Regions from separate parts of the Homo sapiens genome. Here region 1 is linked to region 2. The links are chromatin loops, found by intact Hi-C in ENCODE. Cell type or tissue: CD14-positive monocyte. All regions are shown on one strand. Links, peaks and the distances in the headings refer to the core of each region. The heading gives the core; the rest is flanking DNA. Region 1 has its middle 13 kb from the start of RETN. Region 2 holds the start of LOC105372262 (a long non-coding RNA gene).

The links. Hi-C counts contacts between places; a loop is a spot of excess contacts. Peaks named below come from ENCODE experiments on the same cell type or tissue, not always from the same donor. Only the 100,000 strongest peaks of a DNase experiment are listed, where the experiment ranks them.
Region 1: a loop joins it to region 2, with 7 times the contacts of the local background. A loop is called at or near these places in 3 of 110 quality-filtered maps.

What each region holds. Positions count from the first base shown.
Region 1 is chr19:7,654,524-7,657,428 of GRCh38, forward strand. No RefSeq gene overlaps it. Among named protein-coding and RNA genes, the nearest start is that of RETN, 13 kb to the right of the region's middle. In CD14-positive monocyte, for the core only: no CTCF peak of the experiment used is centred there; DNase peaks (open chromatin) are centred at 1,318 and 1,778; H3K4me3 peaks cover 984 bases; H3K27ac peaks cover 2,500 bases.
Region 2 is chr19:7,704,582-7,707,486 of GRCh38, forward strand. It overlaps LOC105372262 (a long non-coding RNA gene), which reads right to left and starts at 2,653. Exons shown (of 5, transcript XR_936296.2): 1 at 2,397-2,653; 2 at 1,664-1,913; 3 at 1,236-1,355; 4 at 211-321. RefSeq lists an enhancer at 915-984. In CD14-positive monocyte, for the core only: no CTCF peak of the experiment used is centred there; DNase peaks (open chromatin) are centred at 660, 1,200 and 2,080; H3K4me3 peaks cover 2,348 bases; H3K27ac peaks cover 2,500 bases.

The DNA of each region.
Region 1 (2,905 bases), core at 251-2,750, 50 kb before region 2:
GCTTCCCTCCGGAACTAGCTGGTTTGTACAGAAAGTGACAACGTGATACATTGACTTATGTATTATTTGTGGAATGCCTTGAGGCAAGCGGTTACATGAGCTCAGCAGAAGAGCCTGGAATGGGCACAGCCCTGAGGGTCACGTGTGGCTCCCTTGGAAGCATCTAGGGAGCACCCAGGAACGATTGGCTGCCATAGTAATTACTATCTAATTTATTAGATATAGTAAAAATAAATTTATTACTAATTATCACTAACGATTCTGATTACTGGGTGAGAACAATGGTGATCTCATGTATTTATGTGCATTACAGGGTGAGAGTTCTCCTTCCTGTGGCGTGCAGGAGATTCTAGAATAGAAACTCATTGAAAGAGTGAGAGGAAAACATTTGTGATCTTGAACCTGTTCCGCTTAAAAATACATGAGGGAGGCCGAGTGCGGTGGCTCACGCCTGTAATCCCAGCACTTTGGGAGGCCGAGTTGGGTGGATCACCTGAGGTCAGGAATTCGAGACCAGCCTGGCCAACACGGTGAAACCTCGTCACTACTAAAAATACAAAAATTAGCCAGGCATGGTGGCGGGCACCTGTAATCCCAGCTACTCGGGAGGCTGAGGCAGGAGAATCACTTGAACCCAGGGAGTGGAGGTTGCAGTGGGCCGAGATCATGCCACTGCACTCCAGCCTGGGTGGTACAGCAAGACTCTGTCTCAAAATAAGTAAATAGATAAATCGATTAATAAAAAATACATGAGAGGACGGGTGCAGTGGCTCATGCTGGTAATCCCAGCACTCTGGGAGGCCGAGGTGAAAGGATCATCTAAAGCTGGGAGTTTGAGACCAGCCTGGGCAATATAGCAAGACCCCTGCCTCTACAAAAAATGTAGCTGCACCTGGTGGCACACACCCAGCTACTTGGGAGGCTGAGGCAGGAAGATCACTTGAGTCTGGGAGGTGGAGGCTACAGTGAGCTGTGATTGCACCACTGCACTCCAGCCTGGGTGACAGAGCAAGACCTCATCTCCAAAAAAAACACAAATAACAAAAACGTGAGGGTCCAGAGAAATTAAAGCTGCGGGCTGGGCCAGCAGCAGTGGTGGTGGGATGGTGAAGCCAGCGACCCTAGCAGAGAAATCGGGGACAAAGGAATCAGTGCTGGAGACCTGCAGAGGAGGCGTCCTGGACCCAGACAGGAAAAGGAGGTGATGTAACTCAACGAAGCAAGGAAATCTCGTGGAAATGAGTAAGGTGACAAAGAGAGGCCACCCAGGGGGAGACCCAGACATTGAGGGTAGCTTCCCTTTTATTTTCTGTAAAGTTGCTCAAAAACCTTAAAACACAGTTGACCAACAGCTGCTGCCAAGAACATTGTGAAAAGGTTTCTGGGTAAGGAAATGGCCCTGCGAATGGGAAGGTTCCGCTCTGGTGGGATCAGAGATGAGGTGTCCAGGGCTGGGATAGGCAGGCCAGGATAGCAAAGCCCTGGCAGACAGAGGCTCCATTTTGGGTGTCCTTCATTCCCTTCTTTTTTTTTTGAGGCGGAGTCTCGCCCTGTTACCTAGGCTGGAGTGCAGTGGCGCGATCTCGGCTCGCTGCAGCCTCTGCCTCCCGGGTTCAAGTGATTCTCCTGCCTCAGCCTCCCAAGCAGCTGGCATTACAGGCATGTGCCACCACGCCCGGCTAATTTTTGTATTTTTAGCAGAGACAGGCTTTTTCCATGTTGCCTAGGCAAATCTCGAACTCCTAATCAAGCAGTCCACCCGCCCTCAGCCTCCTTCATTCACTTCTGAGATGATTCAGTTTCTGTCTCTGTTGGCAGCTGGGAAAGTTCTGAAAAAAGAATGAAGAGCAGTCCAGGCGTGGTGGCTCGCAACTGTAATCCCAGCACTTTGGGAGGCTGAGGTGGGCAGATCACCTGAGCTTGGGAGTTGGAGACCAGCCTGACCAAAAAGGTGAAACCTCACCTCTACTAAAAATACAAAAATTAGCTGGAAATGGTGGTGGATGTCTGTAATCCCAGCTACTCAGGAGGCTGAGGCAGGAGAATCGCTTGAGCCTGGGAGGCAGAGGTTGCAGTGAGCTGAGATTGTCCCACTGCCCTGCAGCTTGGGTGACAGAGTGAGACTCTGTCTCAAAAAAAAAAAAAAGAAAAAGAAAAAGTAAAGACAATGGCATCAGACAAATTCTGGCTCTGAAATCTAGGCTAGCTGGCCTGGTGACTTTTTTTTTTTTTTTTTCATAGAGATGGGGTCTTGCTATGTTGCCCAGGCCGGGTTTTGAATTTTTGGCCTCAAGCCATCCTCCTGCCTCAGCTTCCCAAAGTGCTGGGAATATAGGTGCCCCACTTTTTTTTTTTTTTTTTGAGACAGAGTCTCATTCTGTCACCCAGGCTGGAGTGCAGTGGCGCAATCTTGGCTCACTGCAAACTCCACCTCCCAGATTCAAGCGATTCTCCCACCTCAGCCTCCCGAGTAGCTGGGATTACAGGTGCCCACCATCACACCCAGCTAAGTTTTGTACTTTTGGTAGAGACAGGGTTTCACCATATTGGCCAGGTTGGCCTCGAACTCCTGACGCCAGATGATCTGCCCGCCTCGGCCTCCCAAAGTGCTAGGATTACAGACATAAGCCACCGTGCCCTGCCCTTTTTTTTTTTTTTTTAAGAGTCTCTGTCTGTCACTTAGGCTGGAGTGCAGTGGTGCAATCATAGCTCACTGCAGCCACAAACTCCCGGGCTGAAGCAATAGATCCTCCCCCTTCGGCCTCCTAAGTAGTGGCTGGGATTACACGGGCATGCCACCACACCCAGCTAATTTTTAAAAAGTTTTTGTAAAGACGGGGGTTTTCCTGTGTTGCCCAGGCTGAACTCAAACTCTTGAGCTCAACGGATCCTCCTGCCTTGGTCT
Region 2 (2,905 bases), core at 177-2,676:
GGGGGGTGTCTTCTGGAGTGAGAGACATGGGAGGTAGCCCACCCAGGAGTGGGGATTTGGAGTTCCCCAGTTGAGAGTGGGGAGGGTGTTAAGGATCAGGGGACACATTTTGGGAAGGATGAGGAGGGTGGGCAAAGTGCCAAGGGGTCTTAGTATATAGAAGTCTAGGTGGCATAGTGGCTAGGGCTGCAGATGCCTGACCCACACTACCTGTGTTCAAATTCCTGGTTCTTCCATTGAAGTGCTGTGTGACCTTTGGCAAGTCACCTAACCTCTCTGTGCTTCACATAAGGCAGCATTGATCACCAAAGCATCTAATTCCTAGGGTGGTGGTGAAAATTAGATGTGTTAATATGCACACAAGTCACTAAGAACTGTGTCCGGCTGGGCGTGGTGGCTCATACCTGTCATCCCAACACTTTGGGAGGCTGAGGCGAGTAGATCACCTGAGGTCAGGAGTTTGAGACCAGCCTGGCCAACACAGTGAAACCCCGTCTCTACCGAAAAGTGCAAAAATTAGCCAGAAGTGGTTCCAGGTGCCTGTAATCCCAGCTACTCGGGAGGCTGAGGCAGGAGAATTGCTTGAACCTGGGAGGCGGAAGTTGCAGTGAGCTGAGATTGCGCCATTGCACTCCAGCCTGGGCGATCCCAAAAAACAAACAAACAAACAAATTCCTGTGCCCAGCAACCATTGCTACTAAATTAAACTATACAACAAAATTGTCCATATTTTTTTTTAGAGACAGGGTCTCGCTCTGTCTCCCAGGCTGGAGTGCAGTGGTGCGATCTCGGCTCACTGCAGCCTCAACCTCCTGAGGTTCAAGAGATCCTCCTACTTTCTCCTCCTGAGTAGCTGGGACCACAGGCACGCACCACCACGCCTGGTTAATTTTTTAAATTTTTGGTAGCGATGGGGTCTCACTATGTTGCCCAGGCTGGTCTCAAACTCCTGGGCTCAAGTGATCCTCCTGCCTCAGCCTCCCAAAGTGCTGGGATTACAGGCATGAGTCACTGTGCCCAGCTGGAATTTGGTGTTTCTGAGTTCTACAAGCCCAGGTGCCCCAGCCCAACCCCACCGGCCCCATCATGTCCTTCCCAGGGGTGAAAGCCCCCTGCCTGCTGGGTTCCTGCCAAGACTCAGCTCAAACACTAGGATGCTTTGGGGCCCCAAGGACCCAGTCACGGGACTGCCCCACCCGCTTCCCCTCTGCGGTATTAATACGCCTCTTGCTCACTTCGGGGGAAAAACAGAAAATTGTGCGGATGTGGGCCCCAGATCTGTGGGTGTCGGTTCTTCTTTCAGATTTGGGATCCTCTGCATGTTGGGGGAGGCCGCGTCTCGCTCCTCGTTTGACCTAGGTCAGAATTCAACAGGAAGGAGTTTAGGGTGTCCAGCAACAACAACCCTCAACCATCTCCAGCTGAGCTCTCATCCCAGCCCCGGCCCTGACCGTAACCCCAGCTCAACTACAACTTGATCCCCTCACCCCACGATGCTCTGATCCCAGCCCTAACCTCTGCTCTGCACAGGACGGAGGCACGTCCGCGGCTCTAATCACAGAACCCCCACACCTGGGACAGGGCCTGGCGCTGTGTCCCAACGAGATGGAGCCTGGCGACCCTGACTCTAACCCCATCCCGACACAGCCCTGGGCTTTCCTACCTGTTTAACCTCTCCTGGGGTTACGAAGGGGAGAAGGAAAGGGTGCAGGGGTGGGGAGGAAGGGCAGTAGGTGTGTCAAATCCAGGGGGGCTTCCAGGAGGAGGTGTGTTCAAAGCTGGGTCTCTCCCACCCTGCACTGTTGACTTTGGGACTGATGATTCCTCGCTGGGATGCTGTCCTGTGCATTGTTGGATGTTTAGAAGCATCTCTGGCCACTAGTCGCCGAAAGAGTCACCGTGGTTGAGAAGCGCTGCTTTGAAAACATGATTCCTAGATCACGCTTTATTTTGTTTTCATTGTGGCAAAATATACATAACATAAAATTTACCATCGTAGCCATTTCTAAGTGCACCATTCAGGAGCATGAAACACATTCACACTGTTGTGCAACCATTACCACCATCCGTCTCCGGAACTTTCTCATCTTCCCAAACTGAAACCGTGTCCCCATGAAACACTCACTCCCTATTTACCCAACTCCAGCCCCCATGAGAGCTCCCCTTAGGGTCCTCACCCCCACCAGACCTTCATGACAGCCTCCTTTAGGGTCTCCCTGAAACCCCTCCTCTGTGTCTTCCCTGAACGGCAACCACCTGCCCATATCTTCTCTCTGCCTACAACCATCCATGGCTCCCTTCTGCCCTGGGCCCAAAGCTCCAGCTTCCCATGTCCTGGAGTTCAAGGGTCCTGCCTGCTCAGGCCTGGCAGCTGGTCTCTCCAGCCACGCCCATACCTCTTCCTCCAAGACTCCACAGAGTGCCTTAACTTCACACAGTTCTGAAACACCAGGCTGTCTCCAAGCCTTCGCACGGGCAGCTGCTGCCTAAAGTGCTGAGCCAACCCACAGCACCAATTTGTATGGAAGCCTCCCTGCCACCCATAGTCCTAAGGCCCCCTCTTTTCCCAGCCTTGAGCTCCTGCACTGGATGGGCCCCTCCTGGGACTGGGGGCTCCCCAGGGGCAGGACCTATGCCCCACTCCTAGAAGGGCCAGGAGGGCGGCCCTGAATCACAGTCACATGCACCCCTTTCCCTCCGCTTCCGGACCCCCACTCAGGCAGAGAGCCAGTCAACAGGAAGAGGAAAGGGGTGTGTGGGATGAGAAGAGCCTGGATGTGCACTTTTGTCTTCCGGGAACCTCGGGATCTGGAGCCCAAACCTAGGCTGTTTTTTTGGTGTGGATTGTGGCAGTGGGGTGGGGAGAGCTTGGGGGCACTGGTATGTGTGGCTGGGAGTCCTCAGG